Regions from separate parts of the Homo sapiens genome. Here region 1 is linked to region 2. A link is a contact called in ENCODE Hi-C or POLR2A ChIA-PET data. All regions are on one chromosome and are shown on one strand. Each heading gives the region's core, a stretch centred on a gene start or an enhancer-like site at or near the end of the contact. The rest is flanking DNA. Distances are from core to core; before and after follow the strand shown.

What was found. Hi-C counts contacts between places; a loop is a spot of excess contacts on that map. ChIA-PET counts read pairs that join two places held with the same protein, here RNA polymerase II (POLR2A). Pooled maps may share reads with other maps.
Region 1: a map of endothelial cell of umbilical vein shows a loop between it and region 2 (6-fold over the local background). The contact joins the enhancer-like site here to the promoter of LINC02026 in region 2. A Hi-C loop is called at or near these places in 5 of 168 maps with a recorded cell type or tissue (ascending aorta, endothelial cell of hepatic sinusoid, endothelial cell of umbilical vein and 2 more), 9 of 37 single-sample maps with no recorded cell type and 9 of 50 pooled maps. POLR2A ChIA-PET finds 5 or more read pairs at or near these places in 3 of 52 experiments (AG04450, GM10248 and activated CD4-positive, alpha-beta memory T cell).

The regions. Positions count from the first base shown.
Region 1 is chr3:194,292,477-194,299,623 of GRCh38, reverse strand. No RefSeq gene overlaps it. Among named protein-coding and RNA genes, the nearest start is that of LINC00887, 17 kb to the left of the region's middle. Within about 2 kb of position 2,208, at least 20 of the 41 ENCODE cell types and tissues checked have a DNase peak (open chromatin) inside an H3K27ac peak, as active enhancers do; they include ascending aorta, endothelial cell of umbilical vein and ovary, where a contact is called at or near this core.
Region 2 is chr3:194,001,209-194,008,144 of GRCh38, reverse strand. It overlaps LINC02026 (long intergenic non-protein coding RNA 2026), which reads left to right and starts at 4,486. Exons shown (of 3, transcript NR_033944.1): 1 at 4,486-4,560. LINC02028 (long intergenic non-protein coding RNA 2028) reads left to right here. Exons shown (of 3, transcript NR_136179.1): 3 at 2,491-2,689. RefSeq lists an enhancer at 3,912-4,427 and a silencer at 4,791-4,960.

The DNA of each region.
Region 1 (7,147 bases), core at 959-3,458, 290 kb before region 2:
AAAAAAAAAAGAAAAAGAAAAGAAAATGCCAAATCCGGCCAGGTGCGGTGGCTCATGCCTGTAATCCCAGCATTTTGGGAGGCCAAGGCGGGTGGATCACCAGAAGTCAGGAGTTCAAGACCAGCTTGACCAACATGGAGAAACCCCGTCTCTACTAAAAATACAAAATTAGCTGGGCATGGTGACGCATGCCTGTAATCCCAGCCACTCGGGAGCCTGAGGCAGGAGAATCACTTAAACCCAGGAGGCAGAGGTTACTGTGAGCCAAGATCGTCCCATTGCACTCCAGCCTGGGCAACAAAAGTGAGACTCTGTCTCAAAAAAAAAAAAGAAAAAAGAAAGAAAAAAAGAAAATGCCAAATCCATTACTTCTTTGGGAACCTCAGGTGTAACCGCTGGTGTGCTGTGGATGACACAGCATCACTGGGATCTGGTGCCTGGTATGAGCTGTGTGAAGGAGTAGGAGTGTGCTCACCCATCCGCAGGGCCACCGTTGGTCACTGTCCTACATTTTCCCTCCTTGCTCCCAGGGCTAGTCCTGGTTAGGTGTGGGCGGCAATCTGGGGACAGCAGTCAGCTTGCTGTCTGCTCCACTCTGCAACAAACTGCCTTCCTCAGTGCCCACCCCAACGGAGAAGGAACAAATGGTCTTCTGTTTGGATGGAGGAGAGGATTTGTATCTGTTCTCAGCTGCCTGTGGGTTTGTGCTTCCCACCTGCCTGCCCAGGCCTCATCTGATGTATCAGGAGTCCTCTGGGCGGGCACCAATGAGGGCAGCCTTTCAACTAATCCGGGGTGCCACCGAGGAGCTGGAGTGCGAGCTCTTTGGCCCTATGGGAAGCTCCCCTGGGAGGCTGCACTCTTTTCTACCAGTGAATGTTCTTTCACCCACTTCCTGCGGGCGCTGGCCAGATCCTCTGTGAGCAGTGGAGCTTGGCATGGTTCAGCGTGGAGCAGCCCTCCCAGCCACCCAGGGAAATCTCTCCATTCAATTACCTCCTGGCTTCCCACGCGTGGCCCATTAGCCTTGTCTGGGGCTCTTATGCATCAGGATTTATCATTGTGCAGCACCTGCGGGGGAGCTTGCCCCAGGCTTTGAAGGTCCTTCTGCAGAGGAGCTTAGGCAGGAGCAGGGGGCGCACGGAGGAGGTTTCTCTCAGTGGAGGAGCACGTGCTATGATTTCCTAGCCTGCTGTTGACGCTCCATTGCGGTCCTCATCACTTCAGAGCACTTTCATTCTTATTTTATTTTTAAATTTTTAAAAGAGACTGGGTCTCTTTTGTTGCCCAGGCTAGAGTACCGTGCTGTGATCACAGCTCCCTGGAGGCTTAAACTCCTGGGCTCAAGCAATTCTCGTGTCTCAGCCCCCTGAGTCGCTAAGACTACAGGTGGGCATCACCATGCCTGGCTAATTGATTTTATTTTTTAGAGATGAGCTCTTGCCACGTTTCCCAGACTGTGCTTGAACTCCTGGCCTCAAGCAATCCTCCCACTTCAGCCCCAAGAGTTGCTGGGATTACAGGGGGAAGCCACCTTGTCCGGCCCAGAAGCACTTTTCAAAGCCTCTTACGTTGGATGCTGTAGGTTCCATGCGACAATGACACTAATTATGATTTAAGCAGCACCTACTAGAAAGGAGCGTGTCTCATACATTATTGATCACTCTTAAAACTGCCTAGCTCCACGTGGTGGCTCACTCCTGTAATCCCAGCTCTTTGGGAGGCTGAGGCAGGCGGATCACCTGAGGTCAGCAGTTCGAGACCAGCCTGGCCAACATGGCGAAACCCCCTTTCTCTACTAAAAATACAAAAATTAGCCAGGCGTGGAGGCGCGTGCCTGTAATCCCAGCTACTTGGGAGGCTGAGGCAGGAGAATCACTTGAACCTGGGAGACGGAGGTTGCAGTGAGCCGAGATTGCACCACTGCACTCCAGCCTGGGTGACAGAGTGAGACTCCATGTAAAAACAAACAAACAAAGAACCCCAAACTGCCTAGCTCCATTTTGTTCAACAAGAGGCTCAGAGAGTATGTTTGAGGTCACCCACGTGTGTATTTTACGTCTAAAACCTCTCCTGACCCTCGAATGACCCACTCCTGGCTGTAGTCAGTTAGGTCTGTTCAGCCGCAGGAGAGGAGGCTCACAACGGCCAGGCAGGCTCCGATCTTCTCAATGTGGTCCCTCGCTGTGGCGGCTTAGCTTAGATCTTCTCTCAAACTCAGGCCGCTAGAGGGTCCCCACCGGGAAAGGGACACGCCAGGGCGTGGGGCAGGTCTGGAGCGGCCCGGGGCCGGGTGGATCCCGGCGCTCTGCTTTTACCTGGCAGGCGGGAGCGGTCCGGCGGGGCGTGGGCGCAGCGGGGGCCCGGGGCTGGAGGGGAGGGGACGGAGGGGGCAGGAGGGGGAGGGCCGGGAGGAGCCAGCAAGCTGGCGGCGGCGGCGGCCTTGAGCCACTGGCTGGGGCTGGTTGTGGCCGAGGCTGTGGCGAGAGGCGGGGCCGCTGGTGTGGCCAACGAGCCCGTAATGAAGCCCGGCGCCTGAGTCCCCTTTGTTCCCGGGGAACTACTTAAAAAGCCCCCTCCTCAGTCCCCGTGCGGGGCGAATGAGGACAATGGCCGGAGTCGCAGTGGGCAGAGCGGAACGCCCCCTTCAGAGAGGCCTTTCCAGCCGCGCGGCCCGGGGGACTGCAGGCGGGGCGCGCGCTGCCCTTCGAGGCCAAGAGGCCAACGGTGAAACAACAAAGATTTTTTTTTTCTTTCTTTTTTCTTTTTTTTTTAGAAAGAAATCTCGCCATTGCCGGGAATGGGTAAATCACTCAGGCCGCGTGGGTCCTTGGCAGATGGCAGAGGCGGCTTCCCAGTCCCCCACCTGGCACTAGAGGGACGGGGCGCGCACCCAACGGTGGCACGCATCGCCGAATTTTCCTGAATGCCGCTGTGGCACATTCCTGGCCTTTGCAGTTATTAGGAAATGAGAGGATCTTTTTTCCTTCTACTCTCCCCTCCCCCTGCCTTCGTTTTTCTTCCAGGCATGGAATTATCTACTTTAGCAGTTCAAAAGACATTCCATTCCCATGACAAAGACAGAAAGGGGTGATGTTGGCATACTGTAGCCCTCTTTCTCATAGGGAGACTTGAGCAATAAATCATAATGAATGAGAATTTAAAATAGCATTTATTTAACCTTTAATAGTACACCTTGCTGATTTTCAAAGCGTCACCAACAGCTTTGTTTTTCACATTCCCCAGCAAGGGTCCAACTCAAACTTTGAGCAGACAGTAGCGAATTTTATTCCTCTCATATATTCCTAAAAAAAAATGGGTTGAGGGGATTCGTGTTCCGCTCCCTCTCAGCTCTTAAATGTCTTAAGTCTATCACTGAACAAAGACTGACAGAAGATTTTAAAATAGAATGCAAAACTATCATCACAGCAAATATCTACTTACATCTTTTTTTTTTTTTTTTAGATGGAGTCTCGCTTTGTCGCCCAGGCTGGAGTGCAGTGATGCGGTCTCGGCTCACTGAAGCCTCCTCTTTCCGAAGCCTACGCCTCCCAGGTGCAAGCGATTCTCCTGCCTCAACCTCCCAAGTAGCTGGGATTACAGGCGTCCGCCACCACACCCGGCTACTTTTTTTTTTTTTTTTTTGAAACGGAGTCCCGCTCTGTCGACCAGGCTGAATGGAGTGCAGTGCCGCGCTCACTGCAAGCTCCGTCTCCCGGGTTCACGCCATTCTCCTGCCTCAGCCTCCCGAGTAGCTGGCACTACAGGCGCCCGCCACCACGCCTGGCTAATTTTTTTTTTTTTTTTGTATTTTTAGTAGAGACGAGGTTTCAGCATGTTAGCCAGGATGGTCTCGACCTCCTGACCTCGGGATCCGCCCGCCTTGGCCTCCCAAAGTGCTGGGATTACAGGCGTGAGCCACTGTGCCCGGCCCTTTTTTTTTTTTTTAAAGTAGAGACGAGGTTTTGGCATGTTGGCCAGGCCAGTCTCCAACTCCTGACCTCAGGTGATCTGCCCGCCTCAGCCTCCCAAAGTGCTGAGATTACAGGCCTGAGCCACTGTTCACGACCCCACGCCCAGCTCTACTTATATCTTCTATTTAGCACTCTTCTTTCTGGCTTGGAACCCACCTATCTCTTTTCCAGAGGCAATGATATACACAGGTATCCACCTTAGCTCACCCAAGACGGGCTCACACCAGTGAATGCCAGAGTATCTGGAAGTGGTTGATCAAAAACATTCTCAATAATGGGTAATCCAGCAGGAGACACCAACCTCGACAAAAATGAAAGGTCAGGGGGATTTTCCCCCAAAAGAACGGAATATTCTAAAAGTTTGAACACCTTTTAACAGTCTTGGGCTTTCATCCCTGTGTGTGTTGCAATTTACAGTTGTGCTTGAGGATGGGAGAATATCCTAGGTCATTGTTTTCAGTAAGGGTCATTTTTAGCTTCTCAGAATGTGACTCTGGTATGTTCCATTGCACAGGTATTTTTCACAGTTCCCTAGGCCTGACTGGTCTGAGAGTATTTAAGGCTGCCCCAGAGAGGAGCCCCTAGCCAGGCGATTCCCGGCTTGTGCAGGAATCGCAGTGGAAGGACAATGGGCCAATTACTAGCAAAGCCTGCGGTCTCCCTGGGAGAGGTTAAGGAGGAGAGCACATGGCCTTTAAGCTACCGTGTCATCTGTTCTGGGGCTTAATCAAGTTATCATATCACCCCAGTGTCTCCCGGCTTCTATCCATCGATTTGAATGAAGACAAAAATTTGCAGACAAATTTCTAGCAGCAGGAAGTTGGTGCTCTCCTGTGAGGCTGGATGAAAAGCACCTGTAACCTTGCCGGCCTCCATCTAGCTCCTGCTGGGAGCTGCTTCAGGCAGCAGCCTGCTGGATTCAGAGCCTGCCTGTCAGTGGAAGCTGGGCTCGGGGGAGGATGCTAGTATGTGTTTCAAGAGAATGGCCTGGAGCAGGCTCAGCTGTGGCTAGGACGGCACAATGTGGCCAGCTACTGGGGAATGGGTAGGTGGACACTGTCACCTTCCTTTTGATATTGACCTGGAGTCATATTTAAGTTAAGACAGAGCTGGCGTGCAACAATCCTCATGATGGTTTGAAGGGAAACTGTTTCTGTCTCTGGAGGGAGGGTAAGAGTCAAGGAGCTCTCCCACACTGCCATGAAGGCCAGACCTCTACTCCTCTCTGAGCTGGTTTCCTTCTCGGTGAAGCTCAAGCATGTAGTAATTTGCATCTAATCTGCAGGGTGGAAGAGAAAGGAAGTTTGATGTAGTAGATTGAGCATTGTTTGGGAGTCATAAGACATGTTCTAGACCTAGCTCTACAACTTGGGTAAGTGGCTTAGCCGCTTTTTTTCTTGGTTATTTCGCGTATAAGATGGGGATAATGATCCAGGCTGTTGCCTACTTCACAGGTTATGAACCAAGGAGATGAAAGATGCTGATCAGTCAATGAAAAAAATTTAAAAACCACATTACTAGTGCCTCTAAAGCCCTGCCAGCATCTATGCCCTGTGATTCAACATCACAAAGAGGGCTAGGAGAAGAAGAAAGTTATTAATTGGCATTACTATAAAAGCATTCCATCCTGAGAAGAGGTTCATCACTGAATGTGAATTTCATAGTCATTAGCAGAAAAAGCCAGAGGGTATGAGTTCAACACTCTGAGGTGGCTTGTTGATCTGATCAAAATCAACTTTTCTGGAGTCCACAGAAAATTAGACTTTTTGACATTCTGCTGAAAGAGTCATATCCCAAAAAGGCTGGATGGAGACCTGGTCAATAAATCACTTCTTCTCCCGCCCCTGACCTTCACACTGTTTATGTCCTTCAGCCACTATGACAGGGGACATCGACCTTGAACCTAGTTGGCAACTCTAGCCTGTTTCCTCATCTATCAAATGGGGTACATTTTCTCTGCCTCCCTAACTGGTGGGAGCATGGGTAGAGTCATCTGGTCAACAGGTGAGAAAGTGTTTTGTAAAGCAGAAGGTGCTGGATGTGTTCACACTTCACCACACACTCCTAAAGGATCATTATTGTCCATTTAACTGGAACCCAAATGAATACATTGGGGAAATTTTGCAGCCTTGTGGACTTGGCAGTTTGGATCCAATGTCATGGATGATGTGGCTCAAAAGAAGTTTCTTTATGCTGAGTAATCACCTGGCTGCTGGCTCTGAATGAATAGGTATAGGGTACCCTGTTGCTCTCCTGAGAGACTGGCCCAGTGGGCATAAGCAGGGCTTGGACGCTGATGCCCAAACACAGAGAACATCAGACAGCAAACAGCTAAACCAGGGACCAAATGCTCTGCGTTGCTTCTTTTCCCATTAGTTTGCTCCTAAGCACCTGCCCCATCAAAATACCCATGACTCCCCCAAATGTCACAGGGGGCACTGCTGGGATGTTCCCTCTGCCGTTTCCTCTGCCACATCTCTCCACCTTCTCTGCTTATTTAATTTATCTTATCCTGGCTGGGCACAGTGACTCATTCCTGCAATCCCAGCACTTTGAGAGGCCAAGGTGGAAGGATTGCTTGAGCCCAGGAGTTTGAGACCAGCCCGAGCAACACAGCAAGATCCCATCTCTACAAAAATTAAAAAACTTAGCCAGGTGTGGCAGTGCACCTGTAGTCCTAGCTACTAGGGAGGCTAAGGTGGGAGGATCACTTAAGCCAGGAGTTTGAGGCTGCAGTGAGCTATGATTGTGCCACTGCACTCCTGCCACAGCCTGGGTGACAGAGCGAAACCCTGTCTCTCAAAAGAAAAAAAAAGTCTCATCAAGGTTCTACTCATTGTCACCTCCTCTGTGAGGCCACAGTCTTCAAACTCCTAACACAGTCAGTACTGACTATCCCCCCAGCCGAGTGAAGCACTGTCTTGTGCTTTGCCGCGCTGCAGTCTGATTTGTATGAGCATTCACTGTGCACCCACCTCTATCCCTGTTTACGTTGTGAGCTTCTCAAGGGCAGAAACCAGGTATGATCCCTCTTGGTGTCCCAGCACCTAGCACAGCTGCTGGTGTCTAGTAATTTATGATTCAATGTTGGATTGCATTTTTGCCATTCCTTTGTGTGTCAGAGAGTGACCTGAGGGGATTGTGAGAGGGGAAGAAAAGATGAAATCTTTTAT
Region 2 (6,936 bases), core at 3,237-5,736:
CCTCTGCCAGCTGAGGAGCAAGAAAGCCAGTCTGAATCCCAAAACCTCAGAAGTCGGGAAGCCGACAGTGTAGTCTTCAGTCTGTGGCTGAAGGCCAGAGAGAGAGAGAGCCACTGGTGTAAGTTCAAGTGTCCAAAAGCCGAAGAACTTGGAGTCTGATGTTCAAGGGCAGGGAGCACCCAGCACAAGAGAAAGATGAAGGCCAGAAGACTCAGCAAGTCAGCTTCTCCTACCTTCTTCTGCCTGCTTTATTCTAGCCGTGCTGGCAGCTGATGAGATGGTGCCCAGCCACTTTGAGGGTTGGTCTGCCTCCCCCAGTTCACTGACTCAAATGTTAATCTCTTTTGGCAACGCCCTCACAGACACATCCAGGAACAATACTTTGCATCCTTCAACCCAATCAAATTGACACTTAGCACTAACCATGACAGGAGAGTGCTGTTAACAGCGTCAGGAGTGGGGAGGATGGAAAGAGGAGGGTGCACGTAGTTCCTTCAGACGCTGGCTGGTGCTGCAATCCGTCTCTCTTCCTTCCCAAAGGAGGATGGTAGTATATCAGGAAGTTAGGCTTGGCTCTGCGGCAGTGACAAGCAACTCCAAAATCTCACAGGCTTACAATATCAAAAATATTTTCTTGCACTCACCTGATGCCTGAGAGGCTGACTGCAGCGCTGCCCCACGTTCCCTTCACTGAGGGTGCAGTAGGCCTAGAATCCTGCCAGCCTCGTGGATGGGGAGAAGAGCACATGGTAAAACTTGAGCTGGCTCTTAGATCTTCTGCCTGGAAGTGAGAGATGTCATTTCTGCACATTTCACTGGCCAGGGCAAATAGCATGGCCAAGTCTAATGTCAAGAAGAAGGAGAAATATCATCCTCTTTCAGGGAGGGGCAGTCAATATTTATGACCAACAGCGAGGCCTGCTATAGGTACCGTCCGAAGGACCCCTCTGTGTGTTGAGAAGCTGCGTAGCTTCCCTTACCACTTCCCACAGAGGCAAGATTGCTGCTTGCCCACGCTTTCTTGAGACCCTTAACACTCACTTCTTCAAGGACTGTGCCATCTGTGTGTTCCAACCATACCCCATTCTTTATCTTACGCTATCCAGGCCTTCCATCCTTCTCATTCCCTGTCTTCTAGGAAAAAAAAAACGTCAAGTTGTAGTTTTATGCCATTGTCCTGAAGAGCTGCTTATTTGGACTATGCTTTCTAAACATAACCTAAATTGAGTGTTTAAAGCATGGTTATTTTCACAGCAGCTGTAGGAAGAGCACTTTGCTCCTTCCTCTCCTTGCAGAGGCTCTGCAAAATGGTGAAGGAATTGAAGTCTCTGAAGCCTATTAAGGCAGAAGAGGCCTTAGAGAATGGGTAGTTTAGCTTTCATGAACCTGGTCGTCCACAATGGACTGCCAGGATTTTGTAAAGTCCCTAAATTGCAAGTAAAATTAGGTGAGAGTTACATGTCTAGTAAATATGTATTTTCTGGGGCCAGAAACCATATCTTATATCTAATTCTGAAAGGATTTGCAAACCCAGGAAGATGAAAGGACAACAAAGTCTAATCCAATCCCTTTATTTTACTGGTGATATTTGCAGAAATTGCAGTTAGGTTCCTTGCACCAAATGGATGATTCTATTTAATATATTACTGATACATTAAAAGCTTTTAGTTTTTAACTGATATATCAGGAGCTTTTCCCCCAAACTCAACGTTTTGTTTCAGTGGGTTTATTTCTCAAGTACTGCAACCTACTCTGGGAGAAAGTAGGACTCTTTGGAAAGTTGCATTGACTTTTAAAACCACAAGGGTATCATTTGGTGTGTTCCTGCCCCAGCAATTATTACCCTTTGAGAGCCTGCAGAGCTACCTCCAGCCTTCCCTTTGGTCTCCGTGGGGACTCATTACATTTCTAACAGTCAAGTATGAAAACTTACAGTGCTGGCTTACCAGAAGGGTTTGCTTTGGGAATTTCACAGACAGGGCTGCTTCTGTCTTGTAAAGAAATTTACATCCCATGAAGCAGAATAGGGAACGACTGTGGCAGATGATGGTAATAGAACTGCATCAATATTACATGTCTGCCAGGCAGAGAACCAATATGTTTTAACAGCACAGGTCTATGTAGCCTCTTCCTTCTCTTCCACGAAGCTGGCTGGGAGTGAGTGCTATATCCTCTTCACAGTTTAGAAAACAGAGGCTCAACATTTTAATATTCTCCAGAGCAGAGGTTCTTAACAGGACCCTTAGGTGGGGCTTCAGGGGGTCTTTGAACACCTGAAATGACCTGCAAAGACAAGTATATATTTGTATCTCCATAGGAGCGTGGGGGATGTGATTTTCATCAGATTCTACAAAGCTCTGTGACTCTGAAAGTTTCAGGACCACTACACTAGGGCTTCTCTTCTTTGTAAAATAATTGGCAGGTTAGTCCAATTATTTTTACATTCAGGCTTTTTTTTTTTTAATGTGTTTTCTCCTTTTTTTCCCTTAGTTGCTGACCTCCATAACAGCAGACAAAATTGGAAGCAAGAGTGATTTTGGAGGAGTCACACTTAGATGTTTCCCTTACCTATTTCTGTTCTGGAAATTTAAAAATCTTACTTCTCGTGACAGTCCTACATGAAAAATTAAAAATCACAAGGATTCATGGATGGAAAACTGAGACTCAGAGAATGATCACATTCACATCGTAATAAATCAGCAATAGAGTGAGTGATTGTTCCTTGGTAAGAAATCAACTCTAAACTCAGTTGGAAACCTTTGCCAATATTACTTAACACATGACAATCTGGTGTGACTCATTTTTCTTGACATTATGCAAATAAAGGAAACAAGACTGAGTGGCCTTCTGTCCGGAGAGCAGGAAATGAAGGCTGTCTGGGGCCACATGTTTCCTGGGACATGTGGTGTCAGAAATGGGTACTAGAAGAACCAGGCCTTTGTTCATGTCTTTTATTTTTTATTTTTGTTTTTTTTTAGATGGAGTCTCACTCTGTCGCCCAGGCTGAAGTGCAGTGGCACTGTCTCGGCTCATTGCGACCTCCGCCTCACCGGTTCAAGCAATTCTCCTGCCTCAGCCTCCCGAGTAGCTGGGATTATAGGCGCCCGCCACTACACCCAGCTAATTTTTGTATTTTTAGTAGAGACATGGTTTCACCATGTTAGCCAGGCTGGTCTAGAACTCATGACCTCGTGATCCACCCGCCTCCGCCTCCCAAAGTGCTGGGATTACAGGCGTGAGCCACGGTGCCTGGCTGCCATTGTTCATTTCTATTTCATGAGTGATCGGCTCTTGTTGGCCATGGCTGGAGGAGTCAGCTCCCAAAATCCACACTCTCTAGGAGTGCTGAACCATAAATAATCTATCAGGACTCCTAGATTCCACTCTCTAGAGCTGCAACCAGAAGTTCCTTCCTTCCCGGCCCTGCTTCCCACTAAAGGAAACATTTGACTTTTGGGGATGAGATGTTTCAAGCCAGCCAATCCTTCTCACAGGAAGCAGAACCCCAGCCACCATGGAGCTTATCCTTGGGGCGCAGAGAAACACTGACCTAATGCTGTAATCAAGTACTGGATTTTATTTTTAAATCTTTTTACCTCACAAGCTGACTTTATTCTGGCTAGAGGGCTCCTGAACCTCTGTAAACTCCCCAGGAGGTAATTTCCAGTGCTAATCTCGCTAACGAGGTGTCAGTTACAGAAATGGCCCACGCCCTGGTTTCTTCTAAGTGGACATTACAGTGTTTCTTCAGAGGGGCCTGTGCTGGGACACCTCGGAAATGGAAGAATTTATAGCAAGGATGTTATTTCTCACTAAGTGAGCAGAAGAGCTGGAAGATCTCTTTAGAGATCATTAGAAGGATGGGGAAACTGAGGCTCAGAGAAGGGCAGTGGCTGCCCGAGGCCACAGAGCTGAGTGGCAGCAGGGTTGGGTTAGAGACTGGACCTTGTGGCGGAGCTGGCCTGCTTTGGGCTGTTCCACACACCACTGACTTTCTAGATTGTTTCATGTTCATGGAATCATCCTCAAACTCTACTCCCCAAAATTGTACCATAGATTAACTTCGGGCACCCCCCAAGTCAAAACTTCAACAGCTAAGGGACACGGATCATGCGGCCTGCTGAACACGCCATCAAGTGGGGCAAAGTCTTCTTTCTTTGTGATCAGGGTATGCACTCTCCCTTGGCCTCTGAATAAGCTGTACCCAGGGTTCCTCGATGACTCAGCTGCAGCAGGCTATCCACCACACATGTCCGTGGCCACCACGGCGGGAACCGGGCTCACCATCACTTACCACTAGAGATGTCAAACCACCCCCCTCCTAACCCAGGCCCCACTGCGGCCTCCCTGCCCTGCTCCAGCCTCGGTCTGTTGTGCAAGAGCCAGAGGGGACTTACGATCACGGAGCCACACGCCCAGGCCCAACCCAGGCCCAGGAGCTCCACCCTAGGGAAACGCCTAAGTCAGAACAGAGCACTCCTAACCCCCCGGGGCAAGGAGGGGAGGCCAGGCAGCCGGAAGGAAACTCCTGAGCTTTTTACGGAATGCACAAGACAAAAGGTGAGGGTCTCCACGTAGGGAAAGAACGCATTATTATTTACGGCCTTGGTCTGGAGAGGAGAACATGCTGCTCTTTGCAGCCCGGCGTGTGATTCATTTCCCCCGGGAGCTGCAGGGCCGAGGCAGGGCGTGCGCTCCGGCAGCCTCCAGACAGCCGCGCACTCCCGCCCGCTCGTTTATTTATGGTGCTTTATCAGCGGCTGTGCACCGCGGCGATAAAGTTTATGAAAAGAGGCGGCGTCTCCGGCCGGCGGGCTGGGCCCGGCGCTCCTTTCCCACACTGATTAGGATCAGCCAGGGCTTTGGAAGCTGCAGTTAAGGATCTCGGGTGCCCGGAGCCTCGGCTCCCCCTTCCTGCCCCGCCCGCGGGCTGGCCGGCTGCTGGCCCGCGTGGGAGGCGAGGTCAGGGCTGCGGCCGCGGCCCTTCCCCTGGGAGCGGGAGGGAGGAGGGAGGAGGAGGAGAGAAGCCGCCCTGCGGGGGAGGGAGCTCCAAGGCCCCGGGAAGTGGGACAGCCAGAGAAAAATACCGTCCAAATATAAATGGGCAAGTCCCCACGTTAAGAGATGAACGAGAATTTTTTATTTTTTGAGACAGAGTCTCGCTCTGTTGTCCGGGTTGGAGTGCAGTGGTGAGATCTTGGCTCACTGCAACCTCCGCCTCCGGGGTTCAAGGGATTCTCCAGCGTCAGCCTCCCGAGTAGCTGGGATTACAAGCGCCTGCCACCAGGCCTGGCTAATTTTTGTATTTTTAGTAGAGATGGGGTTTCACCATGTTGGTCAGGCTGGTCTCGAACTCCTGACCTCAGGTGATCCACCCAACTCGGCCTCCCAAAGTGCTGAGATTACAGGCGGAACAGGAATTTAATAGGAATTTTTCTCCTCTGAAGGCGGTGCACCGTCTCCTCTCCCCCATTTACTTTCCTACATTCCTTTCTCCTTTCCCGTCATTTCACCTGCATTTACTGTGTCTTTGCATTAAGGCTTGATTCATTTTGTCCCTTTTCATAGCCATGTTTTGTTCAGTCCTTCAGAAGATAGAAATTGAACACCTGACTTGTGGACAGCACCTCTAAACACTGCAGAGAGAGATTCAGAGATGAATAGCCCTGGCCCTTAGGGTTCTTGCGGTCACAAGCACCGTCCAGTAAGAGCAGCCCATGGTTATGAGTAACAAGAGCAGACACTACGGCAGGCACTTGGTTTAGGGACATTGCCTTGTTTCATCCTCACGGTGACTTCAGGAGGACAGTGCCATCGTTACGCCGTTTAACAGATGGTAAAACTGAGGCCCAGAGAGGGGAGTGCCTTGCTTCAGATGACTCAGCAACGCAGTGGCTGAGCAAGGATTTGAACTCAGGCAGAATGGTGGCAGAGCCTGTTTGCCTAACTTCTAAATTTCCCTAACTCTCTAGAACAGAGGGTAGTAGGAGTGCAGCAGACAGGACAACTAACCCTGCCTGGAAAAGTCATGGTGGGCTTCCCGGAGGAGGCGTCCTTAGGCTGGGGCTTGAAGACGAGGTATTTACCAGACAAATAGTGGAGAAGAAGGCTGTCTTAAACAGAAAAAACTTCTTATGTGGTCCTGGGTTCTGAGGGCCCAGCTCTTCTCACCCTCCTTCTCCGAGGAGTGGGGGAACGGAAGTGCAGAGCCTTCGTGTTTTACCCTCCTTCTCCGAGGAGTGGGGAACGGAAGTGCAGAGCCTTTATGTTTTGTGACAGTGGAATCCCCTTCGCGGGCCACCTCCTCGATCTGAAAGGCTCTATCTGCAGCTACTGAATTCCCTTCAGCTCGTAAGTCTTAATAGCAATGTCATCCCCTTCTGAAAACTTTCCTGGACTGCTCCTTATCTTGCTGCCGGTGATTGAAAGCAATCCTTTCCTCTCTCTTCCCTCACACCTGCCTGTTTGCATTAAAGTTCTTGAGTTGGACTCCATCAGTCTTTATTTTTTATTTGTTTAATTTATTTTTTAGAGACAGGGTCTCACAATGTCACCCAGGCTGGAGAGCCGTGGCATGATAATGGCTTACTGCAGCCTCATCCTCCTGGCCTCAAGCAATCCTCCTGCCTCAGCCTGCCAAGTAACTAGGACTACAGGTGTGTGCCACCATGCCTGGCTAATTTTATTTTATTTTTTTGAGACAGAGTCTTGCTCTGTAGCCCAGTCTGGAGTGCAATGGCGTCATCTCGGCTCACTGCAAGCTCCGCCTCCTGGGTTCAAGCGATTCTCCTGTCTCAGCCTCCAGAGTAGCTGGGATTACAGGCGTGTGCCACCATGCCCAGCTAATTTTTGTATTTTTAGTAGAGAGGGGGTTTCACCATGTTGGCCAGGCTGGTCTCGAACTCCTGACCTCAGGTGATCTGCCTTCCTCAGCCT